Linked DNA regions of Homo sapiens: region 2 is linked to region 1. The links are chromatin loops, found by intact Hi-C in ENCODE. Cell type or tissue: heart right ventricle. All regions are shown on one strand. Links, peaks and the distances in the headings refer to the core of each region. The heading gives the core; the rest is flanking DNA.

What was found. Hi-C counts contacts between places; a loop is a spot of excess contacts. Peaks named below come from ENCODE experiments on the same cell type or tissue, not always from the same donor. Only the 100,000 strongest peaks of a DNase experiment are listed, where the experiment ranks them.
Region 2: a loop joins it to region 1, with 1.8 times the contacts of the local background. A loop is called at or near these places in 11 of 110 quality-filtered maps.

What each region holds. Positions count from the first base shown.
Region 1 is chr19:11,084,018-11,086,919 of GRCh38, reverse strand. No RefSeq gene overlaps it. Among named protein-coding and RNA genes, the nearest start is that of LDLR, 4.0 kb to the left of the region's middle. In heart right ventricle, for the core only: a CTCF peak has its summit at 1,258; a DNase peak (open chromatin) is centred at 1,280; H3K27ac peaks cover 2,111 bases.
Region 2 is chr19:10,975,813-10,978,714 of GRCh38, reverse strand. The region is part of intron 1 of SMARCA4 (SWI/SNF related BAF chromatin remodeling complex subunit ATPase 4); the gene reads right to left. Among named protein-coding and RNA genes, the nearest start is that of SMARCA4, 16 kb to the right of the region's middle. RefSeq lists an enhancer at 877-1,569. In heart right ventricle, for the core only: no CTCF peak of the experiment used is centred there; DNase peaks (open chromatin) are centred at 1,614 and 2,454; H3K4me3 peaks cover 520 bases; H3K27ac peaks cover 996 bases.

The DNA of each region.
Region 1 (2,902 bases), core at 197-2,696:
GGCTAATTTTCTTATTTTTAGTAGAGACGGGGTTTCGCCATGTTTGCCGGGCTGGTCTCGAACTCCTGACCTCAGGTGATTCACCTGCCTCAGCCTCCCAAAGTGGTGGAATTACAGGTGTGAGCCACTGTACTGGCCCAATATCACTGGGTTTGATTTCCCTTAAAAAAAAATTTAAGGCTGGGTGCGGTGGCTCACGCCTGTAATGCCAGCATTTTGGGAGGCCGAGACGGGTGGATCACGAGGTCAGGAGATCGAGACCATCCTGGCTAACAAGGTGAAACCCCATCTCTACTAAAAAAATACAAAAAAATTAGCCGGGCGTGGTGGTGGGCGCCTGTAGTCTCAGTTACTCATGAGGCAGAGGCAGGAGAATGGCATGAACCCAGGAGGCGGAGCTTGCAGTGAACCAAGATCGCGCCTTTGCACTCCAGCCTGGGCGACAGAGTGAAACCCTGTCTCAAAAAAAAAAAAAAAAAAAAAAAAAATTTAAGATGGCCAGTCACAGTGGCTCATGCCCTATAATCCCAGCACTTCAGAAGGCCAAGGCAGGTGGATCACCTGAAGTCAAGAGTTTGAGACCAGCCTGGCCAACATGGCAAAACCCGGTTTCTACTAAAACTACAAAAATTAGCCAGGCATGGTAGCAGGCGCCTGTAGTCCCAGCTACTTGGGAGGCTGAGTCAGGAGAATCACTTGAACCTGGGAGATAGAGGTTACAGTGGGCCGAGATCACGCCACTACACTTCAGCCTGGGTGACAGAGGGACACTCCCTCTGAAAAAAAAGAAAAAAAAAATGCGCCGGGCGTGGTGGCTCACAGCTGTCTCACACCTGTAATCCCAGCACTTTGGGAGGCAGAGGTGGGCGGATCACCTGAGGTCAGGAGTTGGTGACCAGCCTGGCTAACAAGGTGAAACCCCGTTTCTACTAAAAAAAAAAAAATACAAAAAATTAGCCAGGCGTGGTGGCGCATGCCTGCAATTCCAGCTACTAGGGAGGCTGAGGCAGGAGAATCGCTTGAACCTGGGAGGCAGAGGTTGCAGTGAGCCGAGATCGCACCATTGCACTCCAGCCTGGGCAAGAAGACCGAAACTGTCTCAAAAACAAAAACAAAAAATTATAAGACGTAGGCTCAGTGTGTGTCATGAGTCCACATCTGGTTACCCAGAAAGAGTTACCAGGAGAGGGACTCCCTTCCCGGAAGGCACTTGGCTTACATAGTTCCCAGAGCTAGAGGTCAGGGCAGGTCTGGAAAAGAGCCACAAAAACTCTGAAAAGCACATTCCTCGGGTGCCAAGGCCTGGCCAAGGTTTCCAGAACAGCGTTCCCCAGGCCCCTGACCTGCCTGCCATGCACGGACACGGCCATACATGGCTCTGAGGACTGAGTCATGCTGATAAATTTTTCTGTTTCTTGGTTTCCATTTGTGCTCCTGTAACTAGCTCACAGGGCTCTTGTAAGGATTAAGTTAAAATATATAAAGCGACTAGAGGCCAGGCGAGGTGGCTCATGCCTGTAATCCCCAGCACTTTGGGAGGCAGAGGTGGGAGGATCACTTGAGCCCAGGAGTTGGAAACCAGCCTGGGCCACATAGTGAGACCCTGTCTCTACAAAAAAAAAAAAAACAATTAGCCAGGCGTGGTGGCTCACACCTGTGGTCCCAGCTACTCAGGAGGCTGAGGTAGGAGGATTGCTTGAGCCAAGGAGGTTGAGGCTGCAATGAGCTACGGTCGCGCCACTGCACTCCAGCCCAATCAACAGAGCCAGGCTGTCTCTCAATTAAAAAAAAAAAAGTGATTAGAGCCACACTCGGTGCATAATAAATACCATATATGGGTTTGCTTTTCTCTGTGGCTGCTTTTGTGTTGCAACTGCATTTTTTTTTTTTTATCTCTTCAGGGAAGACCTGCCAGTTCCTGCTGTTTTTTTTTTTTTGTTTTTTTGTTTTTTGTTTTTTGTTTTTTGACGGAGTCTAGCTCTGTCACCCAGGCTGGAGTGCAGTGGCGCGATCTCGGCTCACTGCAACCTCCGTCTCCCGGGTTCAAACAATTCTCCTGCCTCAGCCTCCCAAGTAGCTGGGACTACAGTCACGTGCACGTGCCACCACGCCTGGCTAATTTTTTGTATTTTTTTTTTTTTTTTTTGAGACGGAGTCTCTGTCTGTTGCCCAGGCTGGAGTGCAGTGGCGCAGTCTCGGCTCACTGCAAGCTGCGCCTCCCGAGTTCACACCACTCTCCTGCCTCAGCCTCCTGAGTAGCTGGGACTACAGGCGCCCGCCACCACACCTGGCTAATTTTTTTTTGTATGTTTAGTAGAGATGGGGTTTTACCGTGTTAGCCAGGACGGTCTCGATCTCCTGACCTCGTGATCCGCCCGCCTCAGCCTCCCAAAGTGCTGGGATTACAGGCACGAGCCACCACGCCCAGCCTAATTTTTTGTATTTTTAGTAGAGACGGGGTTTCACTTTGTTAGCCAGGATGGTCTGGATCTCCTGACCTTGTGATCCACCCGCCTCAGCCTCCCAACGTGCTGGGATTACAGACATGAGCCAACACGCCCGGCCTGTGCCTGCCTTCTTTCTATTAGGGAGTCAGTAAGTAATCCTGCTGTGGAACCCACTTTATTGGAAAGTTCCTGAACTCCCAAAGTTATCTAATACAACTCAGGGTGGGCATTTTCCTCGCTGTAATAGCCCACCTGCCCCCGTCCTCCCATTTTCTACCTCTCTAATTCACCAGGAGGCTCAGTCCGGAATAGGTCTCTGCCCCAACGAGCCTGGCCTTTGGCAGAGGTGAGCCATTGCAGCTGTGGTCTGGCCTTAAGCCCATCAATCCACAGAGAAACCATCAGTAACAGCAGAGACCTCGGTGCCTGCCAGTGGGTGGAATCAGGAACCTGCC
Region 2 (2,902 bases), core at 174-2,673, 110 kb after region 1:
ACCTGCATCAGCCTCCAGAAGTGCTGGGATTACAGGCACGAGCCACCACATATGTGGCCGGTATCCACTTTTAAAAAGTAGAAAGTATCGGCCGGGCGTGATGGCTCATACCTGTAATCCCAGCACTTTGGGAGGCCGAGGCAAGCAGAGGTCAGGAGTTCGAGACCAGCCTGACCAAAATGGTAAAACCCGTCTCTACTAAAAATACAAAAATTAGCCAGGCGTGGTGGGTGCATGCCTATAATCCCAGCTACTTAGGAGGCTGAGGCAGGAGAATCACTTGAACCCGGTAGGTGGAAGTTGCAGTGAAGCCGAGATTACATCATTGCACTCCAGCCTGGGCAATAAGAGTAAACCTCCATCTCAACAAACAGAAAAAAAGAGAGAGAAGCTCTTAATTCTAATGAAGGCCAGTTCATCAAGTTTGGTCTTTGAGGTTTAACATTTCTGGGGTCCTATTTAAGAAATCCTCGTCTACCGTAAGGTCATGCTGACAGAGGAAGGGAAGGGATATTTGCAAATCCAGCGGGGACTGTGGCTTGCCTTCACCTCCCTGTGATTTACAACTGCTGAGGATGTCTCAGTCACAAAGAAATGGCAAGGAAGGAAGATCTAGCCAGGAGGTAGGGGCCTCAGCCTACTTGATGGTAACAACTGAGACTCCCCGCACTGGGCCCTCACCACCACACAGGGACTACAGTGGTCCTGCTGGCCAGCTGACAGATGACAGGGAAGTGGAAGAGTTCAGGTCACAAGGCCAAGGCCACAGTGGAACTCACTGCCATGCATCCCACACTCTGAACATGGACTGTGAAGCCACGGTGCCACCTGCCTCACGGGTAACCTCCCTGTGGCTCCACCTCCTCCTCCACAGGCTGGAACATCGAACCATCACTCACAGGCAGGAAGTGCCAGCCGCTCAGCTGGTGAAACCAAGGTGCCCCATCTCTCCCCAGGTTTACTGAGCAGCTGCTTAGCACGTGAAAGGTATCGCACTAGGAGCATCACACAGATGAGGTCCTCAGATGCTCCCATCAAAATGTGAAGCAGAGGCTCCTTTCCCTGAACAGAAATGAGAAAACTGAGTCATGGGCTGGGCATGGTGGCCCATGCCTGTAATCCCAGCACTTTGGGAGGCCGAGGCGGGCGGGTCACTTGAGGTGAGAAGTTCAACACCAGCCTGGCCGACTTGGTGAAACCCCGTATCTACTTAAAAAACAAAAAGTAGCTGGGTATGGTGGTGCATGCCTGTAATGCCAGCTACTCGGGAGGCTGGGGCAGGAGAATTGATTGAACCCGAGAGGCAGAGGCTGCAGTGAGCCGAGATCACACCACTGCACTCCAGCCTGGGCAACAGAGCAAGAGTTCATCTCAAAAAAAACAAAAACAAAACAAAAAAAAACTCGAGTCCGTAACGCAGCCTCCCCCCAGCACAAACCGCAGGTAACACTCCTGCCCCGCAATGCTCAGGAACAACAGACTGGCTTCCCCTCTTGGGCGCGCATCAGGTAGAAGCAGCTGGCTGGAGAGCAGCAAACCCCTAGGTGCGATCCAGGACCTGCTGTCAGCCATGACACGCCCACCCTGGCAAGCAATGCACACAGATTTGGCCGGCTGCCAAGAATTTTGTTCTTGTTATTTGTTTATTTATTTGTTTTGGAGACAGAGTCTCGCTCTGTCACCCAGGCTTAGCGCAGTGGTGCGACCTTGGCTCACTGCAACCTCCGCCTCCTAGGTTCAAGCGATTCTCCTGCCTCAGCCTCCCGAGTAGCTGGGACTACAGGCGCACACTGCCGAACCTGGCTAATTTTTTTGTATTTTAGTAGAGACAGGGTTTTTGCCATGTTGCCCAGGCTGGTCTCAAACTCCTGAGCTCAGGCAATCCGCCTGCCTCGGCCTCCCAAAGTGCTAGGATTACAGATGAGAGGCACCACGCCCGGCCCAATTTTTTTTTTTTTTTTGAGACAGGGTCTCGCTCTGTCTCCCAGGCTGGAATGCAGTGGCGCCATCACAGCTCACAGCCTTGAACTTCTGGGCTCAAGTGATCCTCCCATCTCAACTTCCCGAGTAGCTGGGACTACAGGCTCATGCCACTATGCCCAGCTAATTTTTGTATTTCTTTATAGAAATGAGGTCTCGCCGTGTTGCCCAGGCTGGTCTCAAACACCTGGGCTCAAGTGATCCGCCCACCTCAACCTCCGAAAGTGCTAGGACTACAGGCATGAGCCACCGCACCTAGCCCAAGCCACAGTGCCTGACCCACAAACATCTCTTATCCCTCCTTGCTCCCACAGCCATAAGCATGGTGTTGTTCTCAGCCCTCAACCTCCTCCTGGCCAGCTCACCCTCCCTGAAGGGCTGGGGTGAGGCCAGCCCTGTAGAAGCTGGATGGGGTGTGGGGCTGGGTGCACCTTGCTCCGGCGAGATGTCTACACGGGAAGGCCAAACGAGCACGGCCAGGAAAGGTGTCTAAGGACAAGGAACACCTCTCTCTCTACCCCTTCTTACCCCATCGCCAATCATCCCTGCCCTTCTATACAGGAAACGAAGGATTTGGCATTTTCAGCAAAGTCCTGGGGTGGCCAAAGGTCGTCCCTAAGGTGTCTTACACGGTGCCGCTTAGAGTCCTGCAATGGGGCCCTCAATGATAAGTCACTAGCAGGGGAAATTCACGCAGCAATGAAATCCATTGCAGACCAGGAGGCCACACCTACTCAGGTGGAAAAAGCAAAGGATGAGGGGATTCAGGGGCCAAAAGGGCAAGAATAGTTAGTACAGCGTGTGGAAGCCAAATCCAGATGTGTGCGGCCCTTGGATCGGGTGCTGCCGGGGCCTCCACAAGGAGAAAACAGAGCCTGGGAATCCAGGCCAGCAGCCAGAAGGAATGACCGGAAGTGAAACT